Linked DNA regions of Homo sapiens: regions 1 and 2 are each linked to region 3. A link is a loop called in an ENCODE intact Hi-C map of the cell type or tissue named here. Cell type or tissue: HepG2. All regions are shown on one strand. Links, peaks and the distances in the headings refer to the core of each region. The heading gives the core; the rest is flanking DNA.

Region 1 (8,387 bases), core at 249-8,248, 67 kb after region 3:
ATCTCGAACTCCTGGGCTCAAGTGATCTGCCTGCTTTGGCCTCCCAAATTGCTGGTATTCTATATCTTTTAAGTGCTTCACAGATGATTTTAATGTGCCCAAAGTTGTGTCAAAGCATAATTTTCAAAAATTTAAAAGACATAACTCTTACACAAACATATAGTGAACACAAGTGAAAGATTTTTTTAACTCATGAATGAGGGAACCCAGCAGAATGGCAAAGCTGGTTCAAAGGAAGATATTAGAAATTGAAGTAAGGTCAGTGAAAAAAGAATGCTGGCTACTTAAGATGGCAAGTAAGAATGCTGGTTACTTAAGATAGCTAAGTAACATACAAAACTGGTTAATGTCCTGCAGGACAACCAAATCACAACCTTCAGGGTTATTTTTTTGAAGTATATAGAAATTAATTGCAACATCAATTTTCTACAGTTAACATCAGTTTTTACAAAGTCTGGCCACTAATCAACAGTAAATAGTAAGTCAGACATACTCTAAGGAGACTTTTAAAGGGCACATAATACTCCTTTTGCTTTATTTCCTAGTTTTGGATAATTTCTCTGCGTTAGGGCAAGTGGTGGTCCCTGTTAAAATGCAGGTTCCCTTGGATCAGAAATGCTTCCCACTGATTTTAGGAGTCCATTCATGCCTTTATTAGTCTGATAGACATTCCTAGAGCACCTACTGAGCACAGGGCCCTCGGGGGGCTATGGTGATGAATAGGACACTGCTGCTGCCCTCACTTGTGGTATCTAGGAGAAGGGCACAGACACAGATAATCCACACATGAGCCAGCAGGTCTGTACAAAGTGAAGTGCCCTGGGATTTAAGAGAGAAAAAAAAAAAATCTATGGAAGGGGAAAAGGGGAAGGTGCCAGTGGACCTGGGCTTAAAAGAATGGTAATATTTCTTTCCTTTTTTTTTGTTGTTTTTTTTTGTTTTGTTTTTTTGAGACAGCCTCTCACTCTGTTGCCCAGGCTGGAGTGCAGTGGCGCGATCTCAGTTCACTACAACCTCCACCTCCTGGGTTCAAGCAATTCTTCTGATTCAGCCTCCTGAGTAGTTGGGATTACAGGTGCGTGCCACCAAACACAGCTAATTTTTGTATTTTTAGTAGAGACAGTTTCGCCATGTTGGCCAGGCTGGTCTCAAACTCCTGACCTCAAGTCATCTGCCCACCTCAGCCCCCCAAAGTGCTGGGATTACAGGCGTGAGCCACTGTGCATGTCCAGTATGGTAAGATTTCAATAGGAGAACATGGGAATGAAAAGCACTCTAGGGGGGAAGGCATGGGCAAAGCCTTAGAGGCAGGAAAGCAGCAAACATGTTTAGAGGAATGGTGAGCAGCCTAACTTGATGATGCAAAGAGCTTGCTTAGTGAGAGAATGAGGTAGGACAAATAGTCAAAAATGGGATCCCAGAGTAGCTTGAATGCCAAGCTAAGGGATCTGGACTTTATCCAGTTGAAAACCAACAACTCTTGCTGGTTTGGGGACACAGATGGGCATGTTTAGCTTGTGGAGAAGGGACTGGATGGGCCTACAGGGCATGGAGGGAAGAGTCCCCATGCCCCATGACAAGAGCTTTGAACATCTCTGGGTGCAACCTGACTTTCATTTGGATCCTGCCTTTCTCTCACCTGAATAGAAGCCCTTCAGGTTTATCCCCTTTGAAATGCACTGCAAGTTTTGAGACCAGCAGAGGCAGGGGTGGAGAAGGGCCTGTGGCATGTTGCCATAGGGTGTTTGGGAAGAGAGACCCCCTTCCTCTCAGGCTTCCAAGTGCTGGACCAGGTCCCAGAGAGGCCATCACCCTATCAGGTCTTCTCCCTCTCCCTCATATAGGAGGCACTGCTTTGCCAGCCCCGCCCCTCAGACACTCCTAGCCAAGCCATCCAGGGGCGGAGCATGGGATCTGAGAATGCCAATCTTGGAGTCAGGTCAGAGTTCAATTTTTTCTTTTTTTGAGACAGAATCTTGGTATGTTGCCCAGGCTGGAGGGCAGTGGTGCGATCTCGGCTCACTGCACCCTCTGCCTCCCAGGTTCAAGCAATTCTCCTGCCTCAGCCACCCGAGTAGCTGGGATTACAGGCATGCACCACCACATCCAGCTAATGTTTGTATTTTTAGTGGAGACGGGGTTTCACCATATTGGCCAGGCTGGTCTCGAACTCCTGACCTCAAGTGATCCCCCCACCTCGGGGTCCCAAAGTGCTGGGATTACAGGCATGAGCCACCATGCCCGGCCCAGAATTCAAATTTTGTCTCCAGCACTTTATTTTATTTTTTATTTTTTGGAGAAAGGGTCTTGCTCTCTCACCCAGGCTGGAGTGCAGTGGTGCACACTCCTGGGCTCAAGCAATCCTCCTGCCTCAGCCTCCTATAGCTGGGACTATAGGCAGATGCCATCACACCTGCCTCTCTCTCTCTCTCTCTCTCTCTCTATATATATATATATATATATATTTTAGAGATGGGATCTCTAAATAAAAAAAATATATATATATATTTTAGAGATGGGATCTCTAAATAAAATATATATATATATATATATATTTTAGAGATGGGATCTCTCTCTATATGTAATAATATATACATATATATATATATGTGTGTGTGTGTATATATAGAGATGGGATCCCACTATGTTGCCCAGGCTAGTCTGAAACTCCTGGGCTCAAGCGATCTTCCCACCTCAGTCTCCCAAAATGTTGGAATTACAGATGTGAGCCACCATGCCCGGCCTCTGCACTTTCTTGCCATGTAACTTCAGCAGCATGAGCCTCCAATTTCTCAGATGTAAAACAGAAATAATAATAGTACCTCCCTCCTCATGTTGACACAGGAGCACATGCAGTAATGCCTGAGAACACCAACACTAAGCCTGGCCCACAGTATGTGCTCAGGCATGGGGCTGGGGGTGTCAGCAATAAGCCCCACCTGCTCTTTGGAATCTTTTTTGCCTTGGTAGATTTTGGAGAGGAAGAAATCTTGGGAAGAAGGACACCTGGGTTTTGGTCTTTTGTCAGGGAAGGAATCCAGTGTTTCACCTTGGGCAAGTCCCTGCCCTTGGGGGGACTTCAACTTCCTCCTTTGTGAAATATTGAGACATAGGTGGGTGATGTGGGCTAGGCTGAAGATCTGTGGGCTTTTTCAGCCCCCGGATTCATTTTATTCATGTCTGCATGCTGAGGGTTTACTGAGCCCCTACTATTGTCAGCCCTTGTGCTGGGCAATGGGACACAGCCAAGAACAAGGCGGACACAGCCAAGAACAAGGAGGACACCATCTTTACCCACGAGGGCCAAGGCTACCTCCCAGGTCCCACTATGCTCTCATTTTCAGAGCCACTGAGAAGGCCTGGTGTGGGCACCTTATGCGGGTTCTCAGGGAATGAGCACTCAACTCGGTGCCAGGCCAGCACCAGGTGCTGAGGCTGCACAGGGCCCTGCCCTTGAGGGCACACAGTCCGGTGGTGAGGGGGGTACAGAGTTGTATGGGAATGTGGAGGAGAGAACCACACCTCCATTTGGATGGGTCAGGAAAGACTTCACAGAACAGAGCCCTGTAATGGGTGGTTTTCCAGTATAAGAGGGAGAGGGTGTTCCAGGCAGACGTAACAGCAGACACAGGGCCTGGAGGTGTTCCCTGCACGGGAGGAGCTGGAGACTGGTAAATAGAGAGGCAGGCAGAAAACCCTGAATGGCCCATGCTGTGGAATTTGGACTTTATCCTGCAGACTATGAGGATAGAGATATTTAAGAAAGGGTGTCAGGTGACCCTATTTACTCTGGAGGACGGTCACTCTGGCTGAAGTGTGGAGGATGGGTTGGCTGAGGCAGGAATAGAGGCAGGGCAGCTGGTGCCCACACAGGAGAAACCAGAGGACCACGGGGATCAGTGGTGGCAGCCGGGATGGGAGGAGGGATCATGTGAGGTGGAAGGCCAGGGCTTGGTTGTGGGTTGGATATGGGCCAGGGGAGTCTAAGAGGCCTCCAGGATGCTGGCTAGAGCACAGGGAGGTTGGTGGGGTTGGTCGCTGAGGTAGGGAAGAGGAAGTGGAGCAGGGCGGGGCAGAGGCCTGGAGATGACGCATATGTTTGCAACAGGGGATCTCAGGAGGAGAGGCCCTGCAGGCACCTGGCTACCTGGGCCTGAAGAGGAGCAGGGGAGATGAGTTTTGTGGGAGTTGACAGCGGCCAGGTGAGAAGGGAACACAGGCATAAAGGACTGAGTGCAGGGAGGCCATTTGAATGAGAAAACAGAGGACTGAGGCAGAACTCCAAGGGCCACCACCACTTTAAAAATCTGTTTTCTTGGCTGGGTGCAGTGGCTCATGCCTGTAATCGCAGCACTTTGGGAGGCCAAGGCGGGCTGATCTCTTGAGGTCAGGAGTTTGAGACCAGCCTGGCCAACATGGTGAAACCCCATCTCTACTAAAAATACAAAAATTAGCTGGGGATGGTGGCGCTCACCTGTAATTCCAGCTACTCAAGAGCTGGGAGTGGTGGCACTCACCTGTAATTCCAGCTACTCAAGAGGATGAGGTGGGAGGATCGCTTGAACCCAGGAGGCAGAAGCTGAATTGAGCCAAGATCCTGCCACTGCCCTCAAGCCTGGGCAACAGAGCAAGACTCCATAAAAAATAATAATAATAATAATGTTTTCTTCTGATTGTAAGAGTAATATATGCTCATTGCAAAAAATTGTGTCCAGCTTTTTGGCATCACTCCTTGTTGGCAAAGATATTGTTTATTCATTCAATACACTCATTTTTTAATTTTTATTATACTTTAAGTTCTAGGGTACATGTGCACAACGTGCAGGTTTGTTGCCCATGTATACATGTGCCATGTTGGTTTGCTGCACCCATTAACTCATCATTTACATTAGGTATATCTCCTAATGCTATCCCTCCGCCTCCCCCCACCCCACGACAGGCCCCAGTGTGTGATGTTCCCCACCCTGTGTCCATGTGTTCTCATTGTTCAATTCCCACCTATGAGTGAGAACATGCGGTGTTTGGTTTTCTCTCCTTGCGATAGTTTGCTCAGAATAATGGTTTCCAGCTTCATCCATGTCCCTACAAAGGACAAGAACTCATCCTTTTTTATGGCTGCATCGTATTCCATGATGTATATGTGCCACATTTTCTTAATCCAGTCATCATTGATGGACATTTGGGTTGGTTCCAAGTCTTTGCTATTGTGAATAGTGCCGCAGTAAACATACGTGTGCATGTGTCTTTATAGCAGCATGATTTATAATCCTTTGGGTATATACCCAGTAATGGAATGACTGGGTCAAATGGTATTTCTAGTTCTAGATCCTTGAGGAATCGCCACACTGTCTTCCACAATGGTTGAACTAGTTTACAGTCCCACCAACAGTGTAAAAATGTTCCTATTTCTGCACATCTTCTCCAGCACCTGTTGTTTCCTGACTTTTTAATGATCGCCATTCTAACTGGTGTGAGATGGTATCTCATTGTGGTTTTGATTTGCATTTCTCTGATGGCCAGTGGTGATGAGCATTTTTTCATGTGTCTGTTGGCTGCATAAATGTCTTCTTTTGAGAAGTGTCTGTTCATATCCTTTGCCCACTTTTTGATGGGGTTCTTTGGTTTTTTCTTGTAAATTTGTTTAAGTTCTTTGTGGATTCTGGATATTAGCACTTTGTCAGATGGGTAGATTGTAAAAATTTTCTCCCATTCTGTAGGTTGTCTGTTCACTCCGATGGTAGTTTCTTTTGCTGTAAAGAAGCTCTTTAGTTTAACTAGATCCCATTTGTCAATTTTGGCTTTTGTTGCCATTGCTTTTGGTGTTTTAGTCATGAAGTCCTTGCCCATGTCTATGTCCTGAATGGTATTGCCTAGGTTTTCTTCTAGGGTTTTTATGATTTTAGGTCTAACATTTAAGTCTTTAATCCATCTTGAATTAATTTTTGTATAAGGTGTAAGGAAAGGATCCAGTTTCAGCTTTCTCCATATGGCTAGCCAGTTTTCCCAGCACCATTTATTAAATAGGGAATCCTTTCCCCATTGCTTGTTTTTGTCAGGTTTGTCAAAGATCAGATGGTTGTAGATGTGTGGTATTATTTCTGAGGGCTCTGTTCTGTTCCATTGATCTATATCTCTGTTTTGGTAGCAGTACCATGCTGCTTTGGTTACTGTAGCCTTGTAGTATAGTTTGAAGTCAGGTAGCGTGATGCCTCCAGCTTTGTTCTTTTGGCTTAGGATTGTCTTGGCAATGCAGACTCTTTTTTGGTTCCATATGAACTTTAAAGTAGTTTTTTCCAATTCTGTGAAGAAAGTCATTGGTGGCTTGATGGGGATGGCATTGAATCTATAAATTACCTTGGGCAGTATGGCCATTTTCATGATATTGATTCTTCCTATCCATGAGCATGGAATGTTCTTCCATTTGTTTGTGTCCTCTTTTATTTCGTTGAGCAGTGCTTTGTAGTTCTCCTTGAAGAGGTCCTTCACATCCTTTGTAAGTTGGATTCCTAGGTATTTTATTCTCTTTAAAGCAATTGTGAATAGGAGTTCACTCATGACTTGGCTCTCTGTTTGTCTGTTATTGGTGTATAGGAATGCTTGTGATTTTTACACATTGATTTTGTATCCTGAGACTTTGCTGAAGTTGCTTATCAGCTTCAGGAGATTTTGGGCTGAGATGATGGGGTTTTCTAGATATACAGTCATGTCATCTGCAAGTAGGGACAATTTGACTTCCTCTTTTCCTAATTGAATACCCTTTATTTCTTTCTCCTGCTTGATTGCCCTGGCCAGAACTTCCAACGCTATGTTGAATAGGAGTGGTGAGAGAGGGCATCCCTGTCTTGTGCCAGTTTTCAAAGGGAATGCTTCCAGTTTGTGCCCATTCAGTATGATATTGGCTGTGGGTTTGTCATAAATAGCTCTTATTATTTTGAGATATGTCCCATCAATACCTAGTTTTTTGAGAGTTTTTAGCATGAAGGGCTGTTGAATTTTGTCAAAGGCCTTTTCTGCATCTATTGAGATAATCATGTAGTTTTTGTCTTTGGTTCTGTTTATATGCTGGATTACTTTCATTGATTTGTGTATGTTGAACCAGCCTTGCATCCCAGGGATGAAGCTAACTTGATTGTGGTGGATAAGCTTTTTGATGTGCTGCTGGATTCGGTTTGCCAGTATTTTATTGAGGATTTTTGCATCGATGTTCATTAGGGATATTGGTCTAAAATTCTCTTTTTTTGTTGTGTCTCTTCCAGGCTTTGGTATCAGGATGATGCTGGCTTCATAAAATGAGTTAGAGAGGATTCCCTCTTTTTCTATTGATTGGAATAGTTTCAGAAGGAATGGTACCAGCTCCTCGTTATACCTCTGGTAGAATTCAGCTGTGAATCCGTCTGGTCCTGGACTTTTTTTGGTTGGTAGGCTCTTAATTATTGCCTCAATTTCAGAGCCTGTTATTGGTCTATTTAGGGATTCAACTTCTTCCTGGTTTAGTCTTGGGAGGGTGTATGTGTCCAGGAATTTATCCATTACTTCTAGATTTTCTAGTTTATTTGTGTCGAGGTGTTTATAGTATTCTCTGATTTCTGTGGGATCAATGGTGATATCCCCTTTATCATTTTTTATTACATCTATTTGATTCTTCGCTCTTCTTTTTTATTAGTCTTGCTAGCAGTCTATCAATTTTGTTGATCTTTTCAAAAAACCAGCTCCTGGATCCATTGATTGTTTGAAGGGTTTTTTGTCTCTATCTCCTTCAGTTCTGCTCTGATCTTAGATATTTCTTGCCTTCTGCTAGCTTTTGAATGTGTTTGCTCTTGCTTCTCTAGTTCTATTAATTGTGATGTTAGGGTGTCAATTTTAGATCTTTCCTGCTTTCTCTTGTGGGCATTTAGTGCTATAAATTTCCCTCTACACACTGCTTTAAATGTGTCCCAGAGATTCTGGTATGTTGTGTCTTTGTTCTCATTGGTTTCAAAGAACATCTTTATTTCTGCCTTCATTTTGTTATGTACCCAGTAGTCATTCAGGAGCAGGTTGTTCAGTTTCCATGTAGTTGAGCAGTTTTGAGTGAGTTTCTTAATCCTGAGCTCTAGTTTGATTGCACTGTGGTCTGAGAGACTGTTTGTTATAATTTCTGTTTTTTTATATTTGCTGAGGAGTGCTTTACTTCCAATTATGTGGTCAATTTGGAATAAGTGCGATGTAGTGCTGAGAAGAAAGTATATTCTGTTGATTTGGGGTGGAGAGTTCTGTAGATGTCTATTAGGTCCACTTGGTGCAGAGCTGAGTTCAATTCCTGGATATCCTTGTTAACTTTCTCTCTTGTTGATCTGTCTAATGTTGACAGTGGGGTGTTAAAGTCTCCCATTATTATTGTGTGGGAG
Region 2 (8,349 bases), core at 350-8,349, 260 kb after region 3:
ATTCAAAATAAATTCAAGGCTGGCCAGGCACGGTGGCTCACACCTGTAATCCCAGCACCTTGGGATGCTGAGGCAGGTGGATCACCTGGAGTTCGAGACCAGCCTGACCAACATGGTGAAACACTATCTCTACTAAAAATACAAAATTAGCTGGGCCTGGTGGCGCATGCTTGTAATCTCAGCTACTTGGGAGGCTGAGGCAGGAGAATCACTTGAACCTGGGAGGCAGAGGTTGCAGTGAGTTGACATCGCACCATTGCACTCCAGCCTGGGCAACAAGAGTGAAACTCCTTCTTAAAAATAAATACATAAAAATAAATAAATAAATAAATAAATTCCAGGTAAATAGCACTTAGAGTTGAATTAGACTCGGTGGGTGAAGCAGAGGGAGGAACTCAGGATGACTTCCAGTTTTCTAGCTTGAGTAATTAGTCAGATGGTGGTATCATTGATTGAGATGGGAAGGCTAAGAGGATAACATGGTTTGGAACATCTTAAGTGACATAACTAAGTGATTATGATGTAAAGTACATAGTCAAATACACTGGAGCTCAGAGGTGAGATCAGCACCTATCTGAGTATGAATCTGGTCATCATCAATATATGGATGGTATTTACAGCCAGGGAAGTGAATAAGATCACTGAGGGGGGAAGTTTACAGAGACAGAATAGGTCCCAGATTTGAGCCTCTGGAATTTCCAACATGCAAAGCCTGGGTAGAAGAGGAGGAACCTGCCAAGAGAACTGAGAAGGTGTTGGCCAAAACAAGGATAATAAAAGTACCACTCCTGTAATATTGATACTAAATGAACTAGCATATTAAAACGTGTTTAAATTCTTACAGTCCCCATTACTTAGCAGTGTTAAGATAATTGTTAAATTCTACTTTCTATGGCAAGGTACTGACTGGCAAGTAGGTATTATAAAGGTGAACAAGACATAGCCCCGCTGGGTATGGTGGTTCACACTCCTAATCCCAGCATTCTGGGAGGCCGAGGTGGGAGGATCTCTTGAGCCCAGGAGTTTGAGACAAGCCTAGACAGCATAGTTAGACCTTGTCTCTACCAAAAAAAAAAAAAAAAGAAAGAAACAAACAAAAAAATCAAAACTAAAAAAATTAGCTGGTTGTAGGGGTGCACCCCTGTAATCCCAGCTACTTGATAGGCAGGGGAGGGAGGATCGCTTGAGTTTGAGCCCTGGAGGTTGAGGCCACAGTGAGCTATCATCACACTGCTACACACTCCAGCCTGGGCAAGAGTAAAGCCCTGTCTCTACTAGGAAAAAAAAAAAAAAAAAAAAAAAAAAAAGACATAGCCTCTAGGCTGAGAAATCCACTATCTAGTAGAGAACATAATTATGGAGAAATAGATAAAGAGAAGGCAGGTGGCATTTGAAATGAGCCTTGAAGAAAGCGTGGGTTTGGATATTCAGAAGAGGGGAGAAGGAAGGATAAATGAAGACAGGAAAGTGTAATAAAAATTCCACAATCTTCAGAGGAAAAGGTGGTGTCTGGGATGCAAGAACTGTGTAATAGTCCCTTTGGCTAAGTCTCAGAAAGTTGGTAGATAGATGCCACTTTAGGGGAACTTTGTAGGTGGTGGCTGCAGCAACAGCAGCAATTTTCATTGTCATTTGGTCAGCTAATGTCTCCTAGCAGTGTGAAGATGCCTGTTATCAGAGTCAGGTGTAGCACCATATCCAGCAACCATGAGTAATTGGCGTATCCCCCTGGAAAAACCATGTAAGATGTAGACATTATATTCTGATTATTTGTTTGGATTTTAAAATGCCCAACAAATGTCACGCTTTGCCTTTCACTTAATAGCAACAATTAATAGTGTTTTTCATAGATTATGTAAATAACCATCATTCTCATGATTATTGATATAACATCTAGGAGTTCCAATTATACTTGCAGTGGCTGCACTGACAACCATTTCATTCTAGTTTTGCCACTGACAGGTACTGTGACCTTCAGCAGTTATTCAACTCCTCTGTTTCAAATCAGTTAGCTGTAAAAGCAGAATAACATTTTAAAGTCATCCAAACACTGTTAGGATGAATTGCATAAGTGCCTGTAAGTCCCATAAATTCTTCAGAGTAAAATGTAAATTTGCAGTGAAAGGATGATAGGTACTGTCTTTCATTTCTGTGCAGAAGTGCAATTAATTACTAATCTGGTTAACATCTTGTGCATCCCTTTTCTGTGGCCCCTTTGTTTAAGTCCTGTTTAAACAGATTGGCTCCATTGGATGTAATTTACATTTTTCCAGCTGTATTTGGACCTAAGAAGAGCATCTTCACTGAATTTTGCTGTTTAGATTCTTTGCAACCAGGTTTAGTTTTTCACAGATTTACTAGTCTGGAGGGTGGAGTGAAATTTTTGCTCACAATGAGTCTTAGAGGTGTCACCTCCATAAAGCGTTCTGTGAAGAGTCAGCGGCTCCCTCTGCCACTGAAGTTTAAAGATAATTCGCCTGAATCCCTTCAGCCAAATGAAGCTTTCTAATTATGGACAGAGAGGATGAAATATAGGGTCTGGAGGGATTTGAGACGGGTTTCCAGCAGTCGGCACCAATCTCCACCAGAGGTGCTAAGTGTCTGTAGCAGATAGTCACTAATATTTACAAATGTTAATTGATGACAACACGGAGGGCGATGCCCACGTTTGAGGCGACTGCATATCATTTCCGGGGATGGCTTGAGTGAGTGTCAGAGCTGTACCTTCCCGAGTCCTCTAGTTTATCTGCCTCGGTTCCTCGCTTCCAGACGAGGAAACAGGCCCAGAGAGGAAAGTGACTTGCCCAGGGTTGTCTCGCTGGTCCACAACACAGGTCTCCTGGTGGGGACCCCTTGGCTGACACGACAGCCCCAGGAGGCAGTCAAGCTGCGACTGGTACTTCCTGGTGAGAAAGACTTGAGTGGGCAGCGGGGCCCATGGAGAGCGCTGCAGCCTGGAGCAAGTCCCCCACCACTGTGATTCTGCCCCAGCCTCCAGCTTGTTTCTTTCTGATCACAACTCGGAATTACTTTATTTACATTTTCTATCAGCTGGGAGCAATCTGTCCCTCTGCTTCCCCTTTTGGTGCTGAGCACAGAGCAGACATCAATGAATAGCTGTTATCTTAAGGTGTGCAGTGACTAGGCCAAGGACATCCGGTGGTTAGAGAAGGACGCGCCTGCGATGCCAGCCTCAAGTCTTTGCCTTCCTGGAACTCTGCTCCAGGGTCGCACCTGCCCAAAGGAAGGCCTGGAGGCGGGGGCCAGGGCGATGGGGCTGGGCCAGGCGTGGAAAAAGAGGAGCTAGGAGCAGACAGGGTTGGACCAGAGGCGGGGCGGGGTGGGGAAAGGGTTGGTGGGGATCGGAGGCGGGGCTATGAATAGACCGGACTGGGCCAAAAGGAACAAGGCGAGGATTGGGCGGGGCCAGAGGGAAATAGGGGCGGGGCTAGGCGCCGGGAGCTTCCACATGCGTCCCGAGCCCGCCAGAAGCTGCTAGGCTGAGGCTGCTGTCCCGGCGGGAGCTGTGGCGCGGAGCGGCCCCTCTGCTGCGTCTGCCCTCGTTTTGTCTCACGACTCACACTCAGTGCTCCATTCCCCAAGAGTTCGCGTTCCCCGCGCGGCGGTCGAGAGGCGGCTGCCCGCGGTCCCGCGCGGGCGCGGGGCGATGGCGGCGCGGGGGTCAGGGCCCCGCGCGCTCCGCCTGCTGCTCTTGGTCCAGCTGGTCGCGGGGCGCTGCGGTCTAGCGGGCGCGGCGGGCGGCGCGCAGAGAGGTAAGCCCGGGCTGCAGAGGGGCGGGGCGGGAGCTGGCCCGGACTCCACATCGCGGTGCCCAGGAAGCCGCCAGGCGACGGCCGCCGGAAAACCTGGTTGCGAGGGGAGGTGGGTTTTTTTCTCCTGGGGGCTTGGAGTGAGGTTTCAGTTTAAATGTCCAGATTTGCTCATTTAAATGCAGAGAAAGGGCTACTTGGGTGGGTTTTCTTTGTTGTTCCACGACCTGCATCGCTGGAGACTACGAGGCTGGCTTAGCGTATACTTCCACACAACTTTTTCAGTAAAAGATGCCACTCTTGTCCAGCAGGGCTTTCCTGTCCTGGTGGCAGCCAAGCTTCCCATTTTGTTGCCCATTTACGGGATATAGAGACTCTGGGGTTCATTCTAGGGGTTGGGACTTATCTTCCACCTCCTGCCCGCCGCCTCTTCCTCCATCCCTGTCCCCTACCCACCGCAGCATTTGAAAACCTTTCCTTTCGCCGGAGATGAAAGGTGTGTGTTGTAGCAGGCTAGGCGGCCAACTTCCCTGGCTTCGGGGCTAATCGTTTGCATCCAGAGTTCCTCACTAGCTCCTTAGAGCACAGCTTTTTTCAGCCTGCTGTTTTTCAAGAGGTTTTGGACAGGAATGGAAACAACAAAAGAAATCGCGTAGTCCTACATGTTTCAAGTGCTTGGGAAAGTTTTAGAGTCAGTTCTCTCAATACCTTGAAGAAAAACACGTTTGTGGAGCAGCTATGGTGTGATCTAAACGTAGAAAAGCTAAGCATCCGTTAAGCAAGATATGATTACAGAAGTTCACTACGTCTGTATTTCAGGTTTTATGAGTGAGTTTCTTAAATAGTGGAAATATTGCAAGAACCTTTTCTTGCCTTTCCTTTGTTAAGGTTTTTAATCTATGGCTCCTGATTTTAGGAAGTAATAAGACTAGAATAATTCATTGCAGGATGTATTGCTTAGTGTAGACCGAAGAGAAATAAGATGGAGGGTGATTTAAACAAATGAAGAAAATCCTGGGCAGAGAGAGTTAAACAGAAAGAAAGGAATGTGATTTTGGAGCCAGGCAAACCTGTATTCAAATTATGGCTCTGGTGCATCCTGACTGGACGAACTTCTCTCAGCTGTTTTCCTTCTTTAAGAAATGGCGGGCCGGGCGCGGTGGCTCACGCCTGTAATCCCAGCACTTTGGGAGGCCGAGGCGGGCAGATCACGAGGTCAGGAGATCGAGACCATCCTGGCTAACACAGTGAAACCCCGTCTCTACTAAAAATACAAAAAAATTAGCCGGGCGTGGTGGTGCGCGCCTGTAGTCCCAGCTACTCGGGAGGCTGAGGCAGGAGAATGACGTGAACCCGAGAGGCGGAGGTTACAGTGAGCCGAGATCGCGCCACTGCACTCCAGCCTGGGCAACACAGCGAGACTCCGTCTCAAAAAAAAAAAAAAAGAAAAGAAAAGAAATGGGGGTAATAATCATGCTTACCTCTCAGAGTTCTTTTGAGGATTAAATAATGCATATAAAATGCCAGGCACAGTGCCTGACACTCGAGAAAATGGTAGTTCTCTACCCCTTTTGATGAAACTGAACTTTAAAAATCTGTTTCATGTCTTTTAATATAGAACACTGTAGCCAAGCATTAAATAGTGTAAATAGCTATCTCCCTTCATGCATGGTGTTCAGTGTTATAACAAAGTGAAATCGATTAGTTCCTGCTTTCTGCCCCACTTAGTTAATATCTCTCTCATAATAACCATCTGGTTCTATTGCACTTCTGTTTCCTCCTGCTTCCACGTAAGCTCCTTAAGAACTGTGATTCTTGTTTATCTTTGTATCGCCAACACCTGCCTTAATGTAGGAGCCCAGTGAAGGTTTGCGGAAGGAAGGAGTGGAACAGTATTACCTCTCTGGATATTAGTTTCTCCATCTGGATGGTGAGGGGCCATTAAAGGATCCCCCTTCCACCTTGAAAATTATAAGATTCTGTGTGCTCTTAGAAGTGATCATCTTGAAGAACAAAGTGATACTGAATGGATGATGTAATTGCACACTTGCTCTTAACTGTTAATATGCATTTGTGTACAACTGTCGTTCCATGTGGGTGGCTGAAAGTACTGTCTGGAAATAGGAGACCTGCCACTCGCTGTCTGTGTTTCCTTGGACGTATTACTTGACCTTGCTGATTCTTTGTTTCTCTCTCTTTAAAATGAAAGGGCGGTAGTAGATGTTTTTAAGTCAACTTTAAGTTTTTTAAGTTCAAATATAATTACCTTTATTTTTACAATTTATTGTTTTCATATTCGTCTTAGGTTCTTAATAGTAACTTTTCCCTGTGGTTTTCTGTGAGCCAGTTCCCAGGTAAAGAGAATATCTAGTCAGCCCGCAGCTATTATTTGGCTGATGAACGGTCACAGAGCTGTGGAAAGTGGCTCAGGAGACAATTAAAGTATAATATATTAAAGTATAATGAACTAGTACATCAAGATAATACAAGCATTTTAAACTGACCTGTGATTGGGACAGTGATTATGGAAGTTAGATAGTCATTAACTACCTAACTAGTTATATTTCTTACTATTTCTTAGCTATGTGACATTTTAAAGCCAATGGTTATATTTCTTAGCTGTGTGACATTTTATTTTTTTAATTTTTTTTTTAAAATATTACTTTAAGTTCTGGGATACATGTGCAGAACCTGCAGGTTTGTTACATAGGTATACATGTGCCATGGTGGTTTGCTACACCTATCAACCTGTCATCTAGGTTTTAAGCCCCACATGCATTAGGTATTTGTCCTAATGCTCTCCCTCCCCTTGCCCCCAACCTCCCGACAGACCCTGATGTGTGATGTTCCCCTCCCTGTGTCCATGGATTCTCATTGTTCAACTCCCACTTATGAAAGAGAACATGCGGTGTTTGGTGTCTGTTCCTGTGTTAGTTTGCTGAGCATGATGGTTTCCAGCTTCATCCATGTCCCTGCAAAGGACATGAACTCATTCTTTTTTATGGCTGCACGCTATGTGACATTTTAAATGGCTGAACCTTAATTTTAATTACTATATGTAGTGGCTGAAAATGAAATAGGAAAATGAAATAATTCATAGAAAATGAGAGCTATGAAAGATTTTTTTCTTCTCATCTTTAGTCATTTTCATTAACATTTTCAGAAGCTAACAGAAATACACACATACTGACTGTCAGTTTTACTTTTGTTATATATATGTCCTTACGTAAACTTTATACACAATTTAATTTGCAATTTAAAATTATTTTGATTTCCAAGAAATACTAAATATGTGAACTAGACTGAGCAGCTGGAGGGTAGGATTTCATTTGTCTGTGTATTTCCTGATACACTGCAGATATACCTGCATTTATTAATGTAGCCTATGGATTGAACTCTGAGCTTTTTTTCAACCTATAATCTACAAATGAGATCTAGCAAGTAATTTTTTATAATTAGGATATGAAGTTTTAGTTCAGTAATTTCAGTACAGAACTTTTTCTTCTAATAGCATTATTTTTCTTAAAGCATTGGAATTAAATTATCAGATGATAGTTTAAGTTCACTATTAAATAAGCATGTCGACAATTAGAGTTGTTAAATATTGGAATTTTTTTTTTTTTTTTTTTGAGACGGAGTCTTGCACTGTTGCCCAGGTTGGAGTGCAGTGGTGCAATCTCGGCTCACTGCAAGCTCTGCCTCCCGGGTTCACGCCGTTCTCCTGCCTCAGCCTCCCAAGTAGCTGGGACTACAGGCACCCGCCACCACGCCTGGCTAATTTTTTGTATTTTTAGTAGAGACGGGGTTTCACCATGTTAGCCAGGATGGTCTCGATCTCCTGACCTCATGACCCGCCCGCCTCGGCGTCCCAAAGTGCTGGGATTACAGGTGTGAGCCACCGTGCCCGGCCTGGAATTGTTTTTGAAAGAAGTTTAGAATTTGTTTCTTTAAACATCTGTTCCACAGAACAGCATGGGTATAGTGTTTTTTTTGTTTTTGTTTTTGTTTTTTTTCTTGAGACAGAGTCTCACTCTGTCGCCCAGGCTGGAGTGCAGTGGCATGATCTTGTCTCACTGCAGCCTCTGCCTCTGGGTTCAAGTGATTCTCCTGCCTCAGCCTCCCAAGTAGCTGGGATTACAGGCATGTGCCACCATGCCTGGCTAATTTTTGTATTTTTAGTAGAGATGGGGTTTCTCCATTTTGGCCAGGCTGGTCTTGAAAACTCCTGACCTCAGGTGATCCGCCTGCCTCGGCCTCCCAAAGTGTTGGGATTACAGGCGTGAGCCACCGCGCCTGGCCTGGGTATAGTTTTATAATGACAATATGATAGAAAGGATTATTTAAAATCATCCTTTTCTGTTCTATGATGAAAAATGTTAATTTAGATGTTTTGTTCTCCTTTGAGGAAACATGATATTGTTTGTCCTACTGTTTATTTATTTATTATTTTTATTGAGGCAGAGTCTTGCTCTGTCACCTAGGCTGGAGTGCAGTGGCGTGATCTTGGCTCACTGACACCTCTGGCTCCTGGGTCCAAATGATTCTCGTGCCTCAGCCTCCCAAGTAGCTGAAATTACAG
Region 3 (8,387 bases), core at 121-8,120:
CATGGCCGCCCATGGGCCAGTCAGCACACACTTCCTCCCTTCTGAGGTCCATAAAAGCCCTGGGCTCAGCCAAACTGCAGGAGAGGATGGAGAGACAGCGGGAAGAGTAGCTGTAGAAAGGAGCTACCCTCTCTGCCAGAGCTGCAGAGACCTGCAGAGCCTTTCAAAGGACCTGCGGAGAGGAGGCCCCCCTCCTCCTGTAGAGACTTCCAAATGACCTGAGGAGAGGATCCCCCAGAACAGCCTCCTTCTCCAGGAGCACCCCCCGCCAGGATCCCCTAGAGCAGTCCCCCTCTCCAGGGTTGGGTCTTCTCTCTGCTGAGAGCAGCCCCCCTCTACAGGGTGAGGTCTTCTTTTTGCTGAGAGCAGCTCCCCTCTCCAGGGTTGGGTCTTCTTTCTGCTGAGAGCAGCAGGTGGCAGGATAACCAGTGGGCAGAGGGGGAGCTACCCTCTCCAGGCCTCCTGTCTGCTGAGAGCTGAACACTCCATGGGATGACTTGCTCAGAGGAGCTACCCACTGCGGGTCTTCTCTGAGCTGCTTAACACTCAGTAAGTTCTTCGAGTACCTCATTATTCCTGGACACAGGACAAGAACTCAGGCAAAGGCGCTCCCAGGAAGAAAATCAATACCTCCCACACCCGTCCAAAGATCCCGTAACACTACCATTACATCTGAGGCTTTCTGCAACTACAAGGGGGTGGTGGAAAGCTTGGCCCTCAGTATCAACATCAAGAAAGCAGCTACCACCGTCTCTGCCTGTTCTCTTTTTGCATTTTTTTCTTTCATTTTTCTTAATCACCTCTGCTATTGCTGCTGCTTAGCAAAACTGGTAAAAACAAAATTGTAATCACTGATGCATCACCCAGATAATCCTCAAATTCCTGCCAGGGAATCCTCTCAGATTCTCTCCAGCGTGCTGTAAAAACCACCGAAGTCATTTGGGCCAGTGCTGGCAGCAGCCCTCCTGAGTCTGAGTTCCCACTCAAAGGTCATGAGATCACAGAACAGCCAGGTGGGGCAGAATAATGTTTTCAAGTACATAAGAACAAGCCACATAGGATTACAAAGGAAACCAATTATATCAAAGTAGTTATCAAAATATTTGTGAAACAGTAGTATATGTGCTTTATTAATGCAGCATGTCTAATATCTTCTGTTATTTTATTTTTGAGACAGGGTCTCGCTCTGTCACCCAGGCTGGAGTGCAGTGGCGCAATCACTGCTCACTGCAGCCTCAATCTTCCAGGCTTAAGCGATCCTCCCGCTTCAGCCTCCCAAGTAGCTGGGACTACAGGCATGTGCCACCATGCCCGGCTAATTTTTGTAATTTTTTTTTTTTTGGTAGAGAAGAGGTTTTGCCATGTTGCCCAGGCTAGTCTCAAACTCCTGGGCTCAGGTGATCTGCCCACTTCAGCCTCCCAAAGTACTGGGATTACAGGCATGAGCCATGGCTCCCAGCCTGTTCTGTAATTTTAAAGTAGCAGTGAGCATAAACAATATTTAGAATTACTTGCAACAGCTGCAATGTGATACGAAAATATTTGTGATTTGTATTGGTGACAAAGTCACAGGTACTACTAATACTCCTAGATTTATTGCATACATTTATAATTAAAGAAGATATTAAATTCCAGTTACAGTTTAAGGGAAATAAAGATATAATTATTTTCCTATCAAAGTTCACAGATCCACGGAATGCCCATTGTAAAGCAAATCTGGAGAGACTTGCCATTGTATGTGACATTTAAACATCTGTAATTAGAGTTCTGGTCTTCCAGGTCAGGAGGAAATGAAAAGATTTTAGAATAAGATAGGTAAACATCCAGGCTAATGATGAAGTAGCTCCAAGATGTAAGGGCTGCCCTGAAAAGCTCTACAATTCATAAAGAGGCCAAGGTTGGGAGGCCCCCTCTAAGGCTGCAGCCCCACAGGGACATAATTGTTCCCTGAGTCATTCACTGCCTTTCCAACTAGCCCTGCATAGAGCAGACCCACAGAGAGGCTCAAGCAGGAAGAATGATACTAGGCCACAGTGTCCCAGGACTTACCCCTATACTTCTCCTCTCCACTCAGTCACAGGTCCAAGCATTTCTGAATGAAGAAGAACCTCACAGATCTATCTCATACCTCTCTCCCTCTATACAACCCCACCATGGGATCATCCAGCCTCTGTTTGAATACCTCCAAGGACAGGGAGCTCACTACCTCCTTGGGAGGAAGAGCTGCCTCCGCCCCAGTTCCGGGAAGGCTTACTTGACTTCCCGGGAAAGACATGAATCAGCAGGTCTGGAGAGGGGTGCAGGCAAAAGTCCTGCTCTCTGCTCAGCACAGGGAGAAGGAGAGGGAGGTCCATGGGCCACATCTGCCCTGTGTAGAGCTCTCAAGGCTCTCCTCAGAACCCCAGCTGGCAGAGTCTGATGTCAGGGACCCCACCTGCCCTTTCTGATGTTTATCCCAGGTTTCCTCTCTGGACCCCACAGCTGACACCCGACTCTCCTTCTTCCTAGTCCCCCTCTTCCCTCCCCTCCTGCGGGCCACAGTGTCTCATGTGGTGCCCCTCTCCTTCTACAGATGCCACCCTCACTCTGCCCCACAAGCTTCCCCGCTTTCATCAAGCAGCACCTCCTTCTCTCCTCCATGCCCCACCAGATAGGCCCCAGGCGCTTTTTGTTTCCAGTTTTGGCACAAAGGGGTTAAACAACTTGGCCTCTAGAGCACAATGCCTGGGCTCAATCTTGGCTGCTCCACCCAAGGCTCTGGTAAATTATGTAACCCCACTGGGATATCACTAAAATGGGGATAATACTAGAACTTTCCTTTTAGGGCTGATATGAGGATTAATAGAGTTAAAATATGTAAAATGCTTAGAACAGTGCCTGGCACAAGGAAAACACTCAATAAATGCCAGCTAGGATTACTCTTACAATTGCCATTCTGGGACGTCTCAAACATACAGCCCACTGTTAGGGAAGGCCCTGAAAGCCCCCAGGTCTCTTTTCCTCACTAGCTTGCCAGATGGCTAAGGGTATTTACATCTCTGAAGTTTATAGCCAGGGCAACTTCCAGACTTCACCCAGCAATCAGCCACTCTGAGCATTTCCTCACAAGGAAACTTCTAGAAAGTTATGCCTCCTCTTTTCTAAAGCAGTGACCACATGTACCTATTATTAAAAATTTATTACTGGCTGGGCACGGTGGCTCATGCCTGTAATGCCAGCACTTTGGGAGGCCGAAGCAGGTGGATCACTTGAGCTCATAAGTCTGAGACTAGCCTGGGCAACATGATGAAACCCCTCCCTGCAAAAATGTAAAAAAGGTTAGCTAGGTGTGGTGGCACATGCCTGTGGTCCCAGCCACTCAGCAGGCTAAGGTAGGAGGATCTATTAAGCCCGGAGGCAGAGGCTGCAGTGAGCTGAGATGGTGCCACTGCACTCCAGCCTGGGTGACAGAGCAAGACCCTCTCTCACGAAAAAAATAAATTAATTAATTAAAAACAAAAAATTATCACCATGCATTCTCCTGTGTGTACATTATTTATAAATATATATGTATTTATACTACTATAATATTTATGTACATTATAAAACAAATATAAAAATAGAAGAGGGACAAGATAAAAATAAATATCAGAAGATCTAATATTTTCTTCCTATACTCCAGACGGTCTTGCTCACTGTCTGGGGTATACACATTCCACTTTGGAGACACTAATGTCTTCAAATTTTAATTTTGGTTTCAAACACTGGGAGAGCTGTGATGGTGGATGTATGGACTGGGCCACGCCCTGAGAAATAACTCTCGCTAGTGCTACGGAGGAGGGAGTCACCCTGTTTCACACAGAGAAGGAAACTGACCCTGAGAAAGGCGAAGTGGCTTCTGCAGGGTCATTCAGCCAGCAAGGCAGAGTAAGGATGGAAACCCATGCTGAATTGGGTGTAGCTGATTTTTTTGTTCATAATTCCACAGTATTAGGGAGGGAAAGCGGGGAAACAGGAGCTCACAGGAAAGAAAGGGGTATGGAGAGGGTGAGGGCAGGACAATTATGGGGCCAGAGGCGGGAGTCTGGATTCAAATCCAAACCCACAAGGACACATCACTCCTTTCTTCAGCTGGTCCATGGATACTGAATCAGGGAACCTCTTGGAACTGGCTTCCTACCCTGCAATCAGGGTCCTTGACAGTCCCCAGTCGGGAACACAGACCACCACAGTGGAGCCACTAGCCAGGGGCTTTACCACGGCTGGCCAGAGGATGGCAGTCACTGCCTACGCATGCCCACTTGGCTGGCGCCGCTGATGGAGTAGCAAGTACCTGCCCTCCTGGGCTCCTCCAGACTCCGGAGGCAGTGAATTCCTGCTCTTGAATCATTATGGGACCCCTCGTAAAGGCATCTTAGACCTCAACTTCCTCATCTTGAAAACAAAATTGTTAACACCATGGTCTCAATCCCTAGTGGTTTTCAAAAGTGTGGTTCCCAGACCACAGTTGTAGATTCTGGAAGTGAGATCCCCAAGGGAGTTACAGCAGAAGGAAGAAGCCAGGGAGAGAGCATCCTGCCCAGAAGCAGCTGAGGCCTCCCATCCTCTGCACATACCTGACTGAGGGGCTGCATCCTGCGAGCATGGCCTGGGGGACTAAGTTCTTTGCACCCAGCAACTGTTCAGGGTGGGGTTTCAATTCGCTTCACCAGCTGCTGACCAGCGGTTGGTGGTCACCTTCAGTACTTGGCTATTCTGCCAGGATCCACCAACTGGACCTTTTTGGGGCCAGGCTGGGGATACTCAAAGGAGTTAGATGAAATCCCTGCCCTCAAGGAGCTCACAATGACTCTTTCTCACCAGGACTCTAAGCCATCTTCAACCAAGATCGACTTTCCAGCGGAAAAGCCCTAGCTCCTCTGATTCTCCCTACATAAGAGGTGTAGGAATTATGTATCCCCATTTTATAGAAAAGTTGGCACAGGGAGAGCACGTGGTTAATCCAGAGCACCTGGTAAAGCTGTGGTGGAGTAGGGAGCAGAACTCAGACCCCTTGAGTCCTCATGCAGCCTGACTCTCTGCTCTGAGCAGGCTGTGGGCATGGCCCAGAGACCGGATGGGCCAATCCAGGGCCTGAGTCCCTCCGCTGTGCCCACATCCTTCAAAACTGGGCAGGAACCAGGAGTAGACTCACCCCACACTGGGGGACTGAGTCATACCTCTCGGGGACCCAAAGTGCAACCGAAGGGAATCAGGTCCTATGTGTGGAGAGGGGACAGGGACCGTGAAGCCCAGCTGTGTATGAAATTCTGCTGTAGTTGGGGATCATGCCATCACTTTCTGGACATCGTTGGCATTTACCTATTCACATAGGAGGCAGCAAAGTCAGGCCAAAAAAGATGGCTGCCAAGGCACTTGAGAGTGTAGGAGGGTGAGCCAAGGAGGCCAGGGTGGTGGGCCTGCCAGGAGGAGGCTGTAAGCCTCTGAAGGGTGGCAGGAATTGGGTATGGAAGCTGTGAGCTAGTGCCACTGTCTGCAATGAATGAGATAGAAGAGATTGGTAGGTGAGCATGATGACGAAGGAAAAGGAGGTGGGGTCTTAGTCTGTTTTGTGCTGCTATAACAGAATACCTGAGACTGGGTAATTTATTATTATCATTATTTATTATTATTCTCTCTCCTAGGCTGGAGTGCAGTGGTATGATCTCAGCTCACCGCAACCTCCGCCTCCCGGGTTCAAGCGATTCTCCTGCCTCAGCTTCCCCAGTAGCTGGAATTACAGGTGTGGGCCATCATACCCAGCTAATTTTTGTATTTTTAGTAGAGATGGGGTTTCACCATGTTGGCCAGGCTGGTCTTGAACTCCTGACCTCAGATGATCCGCCCACCTTGGCTTCCCAAAGTGCTGGGATTACAGGCCTGAGCCACCGTGCCTGGCCAAGACTGGGTAATTTAGAAAGAAAAGAAATTTCTTTTCTCACAGTTCTGAAGGCTGGGAAGTCCAAGATCAAGTTACTGGTGTCTTATAAGGCCCTTCTTACTGTGTCATTCCATGGCAGAAGGCAGAAGGGCAAGGAAGGGAGAGGGAGAGACAGGGTGATGGGGGAAGGCGAGGAGAGACAGAGACAGAGAGAGAGAGAGAGAGTGCAAGAGGGGCTGAACTTGTCCTTTTATAAGGAACCCACTCCCACTATAACAGCATGAATCCATTCATGAGGGTGGCATCCTCACGGCCTAATCAGCTCTTAAAAGTTCCACCTCTAACACTGTCACTTTGGGGATTAAGTTTCCAACACACGAACTTTGGGGGACACATTCAAACATAGCCAGGGGTCTGCCTGGATGGTGAGAGTCTCAAAGGGGCAGAAGGAGGAGAATCAGGGGTTCATGGTGTGCTGGTAGGTGTTTAACAACAGGCTCTTCAGAGAAAAACCCTAAACCTGGCTTATAGCATTTGCTGATTTCCATAGTGTAAATACAGCTCCCATGGGCTATTTCTTTTATTTTTGAAATGGAGTCTCACTCTGTTGCCCAGGCCCAGGCTGGAGTGCAGTGGAGCTATCTTGACTCACTGCAACCTCTGCCTCCTGGGTTCAAGTGATTCTCCTGCCTCCCGAGTAGCTGGGATTACAGGCACCTGCCACCATGCCCCATGGGCTATTTCACGCCACGGACAGGAAGTTGCTGACCAATATGTACAATCTGCTCTGGTAAGCTGGTATGTACCAGCTCCAGCATCCCCTTGAGTGGTTCTGTTATGTTGCTGGGGGTGTCAGTCTCAATCCAGGTGTGCACACCTGCAGTGTCCCCTCCAGAGGCTGCCAGGAACCGCTGTCCTCTACAGAGAGCCAGCTGTGGTGACAGCAAGGTTGGAATAAGGGACCGTGAAAGAGCTGAAAATATAGGGATTTTTATTTACAAAGTTGGTGGTGGGGTTGGGGGGAGGTCAAAGGATTGAGAGCCAGGTGGGAAAGGCAGGACTGCAGGGAAGTGCTGACCCAGAGGGGCCTGCACTTGGGAGGCAAGGGGGCAAAAGGAGCTCTAGGAAGAGAACTCACCGCCGTGAGGTTTCCAAAAGAACCTGGAAATCCCTTCCTGCCACAGGTTAAGCCCAGGATCTCTTGCCAGGGTGAACAGGTGCTGGCCCCAAGCTGGTAAGCTTGGGAAAGTCCCAGGACTCCTGTATCGAATGCACTTCTGAAGGACAAAGGGAATTCAAGAAGCCAAAGGTAGCTTTAGAACAGCCTCACCACAAAGCTCCTTCCACACACTGCCCTTAACTCAGAGAGAGAGCTGAGGTCCAGGCCCCCCATTAGATGTGAGTCTCCAGTGCATCCTGGTGCCAGAGCTGGCATATCCAGGTGAAAGCACTGCTTTTACTCCTTGACTGCCATTGCACTAAAATTAATAGCAGAAGAATGAAAGCATGTGGAGACCTTGCTGTGCAGTTACGCCCAAAGTGCCCCTGGAGGCCGAGGGGCTTAGCAGCCAGAACACGGAACCTCACATCAGGAGCCATTACTGTTATTGTCACTGTTGATATCATTCCTAGTTTTGATCATTAAGTGTGTGCCAGGCATGAAGCTGGCAAGTCACCCAGATGGCCTCAGGAACCATCTCTGGCTCTGAAAGGGAGACTCTCTAGCCTGCCTCTGCCTGAACCCTCTCTGGACCTCAGTTTCCCTAGCTGTCTGTCCCGTGAGTCCATTGGCTCTGGGACTCCTTCAGTTTTTGTTTTGAGACAGAGTCTTGCTCTGTCACCCAGGCTGGAGTGCAGTGGCGTGATCACTGTCACTGCAGCTCAAACTCCAGGGCTCAAGCGACCCTCCCACCTCAGCCTCCTGAGTAGCTGAGACTACAGGTGTGCACCACCATGCCTGGCTAATTTATTTTATTTTTATTTTTGTAGAGATAGGGTCTCCCTGTGTTGCCCGGGCTTGTCTCAAACACCTGACCTCAAGTGAGCCTCCCGCCTCGGCCTCCCAAAGTGCTGGGATTACAGGCGTGAGACACCACGCCCAGCCTCCTTCCAGTTTTGACCTTCTGATCCACTTCAGCTGTTCTTGACCATGGTGTCCTTCCCACTGACTTGTCACATTAGCTGTGAGCTGCCTGTGTCACACGCGATGAAGCTGACTACTGCATAGGACAGCTTATGTGCATCACGTCACATCTTCTCAGCCTCTTCTCTCTTAGTACAGCCACTACCCTGGGGTCCGTTCTGCACAAGTTTCAACCAGCTCTGCCCAAGCGTGAGCTGACAGCACCTCCCCTCCCCCAGTCTCCACCTCTATCTTCCTGCCCTGGGAATCACTCCACATTCACCCAGAAGAATTGTTGCCTGTGGGACAGCCTTGACCAATGGGAGATTGAAGCTGATGAGTAAATATTTCCCCCTTTGGCCCCTG

Evidence for each region. Hi-C counts contacts between places; a loop is a spot of excess contacts. Peaks named below come from ENCODE experiments on the same cell type or tissue, not always from the same donor. Only the 100,000 strongest peaks of a DNase experiment are listed, where the experiment ranks them.
Region 1: it touches region 3 in a loop (2.4-fold over the local background); 2 of 110 quality-filtered maps call a loop at or near these places.
Region 2: a loop joins it to region 3, with 4 times the contacts of the local background. A loop is called at or near these places in 2 of 110 quality-filtered maps.

Annotation. Positions count from the first base shown.
Region 1 is chr15:78,371,193-78,379,579 of GRCh38, forward strand. No RefSeq gene overlaps it. Among named protein-coding and RNA genes, the nearest start is that of CRABP1, 35 kb to the left of the region's middle. RefSeq lists an enhancer at 2,887-3,680. In HepG2, for the core only: no CTCF peak of the experiment used is centred there; a DNase peak (open chromatin) is centred at 3,719; H3K4me3 peaks cover 622 bases.
Region 2 is chr15:78,562,053-78,570,401 of GRCh38, forward strand. CHRNA5 (cholinergic receptor nicotinic alpha 5 subunit) reads left to right here and starts at 3,468. Exons shown (of 6, transcript NM_000745.4): 1 at 3,468-3,773. The coding sequence starts at 3,668. RefSeq lists an enhancer at 2,666-2,855 and a silencer at 3,666-3,755. In HepG2, for the core only: no CTCF peak of the experiment used is centred there; a DNase peak (open chromatin) is centred at 3,419; H3K4me3 peaks cover 1,719 bases.
Region 3 is chr15:78,304,343-78,312,729 of GRCh38, forward strand. No RefSeq gene overlaps it. Among named protein-coding and RNA genes, the nearest start is that of SKIC8, 8.9 kb to the left of the region's middle. In HepG2, for the core only: a CTCF peak has its summit at 4,265 (motif pointing right); a DNase peak (open chromatin) is centred at 4,269; H3K4me3 peaks cover 657 bases.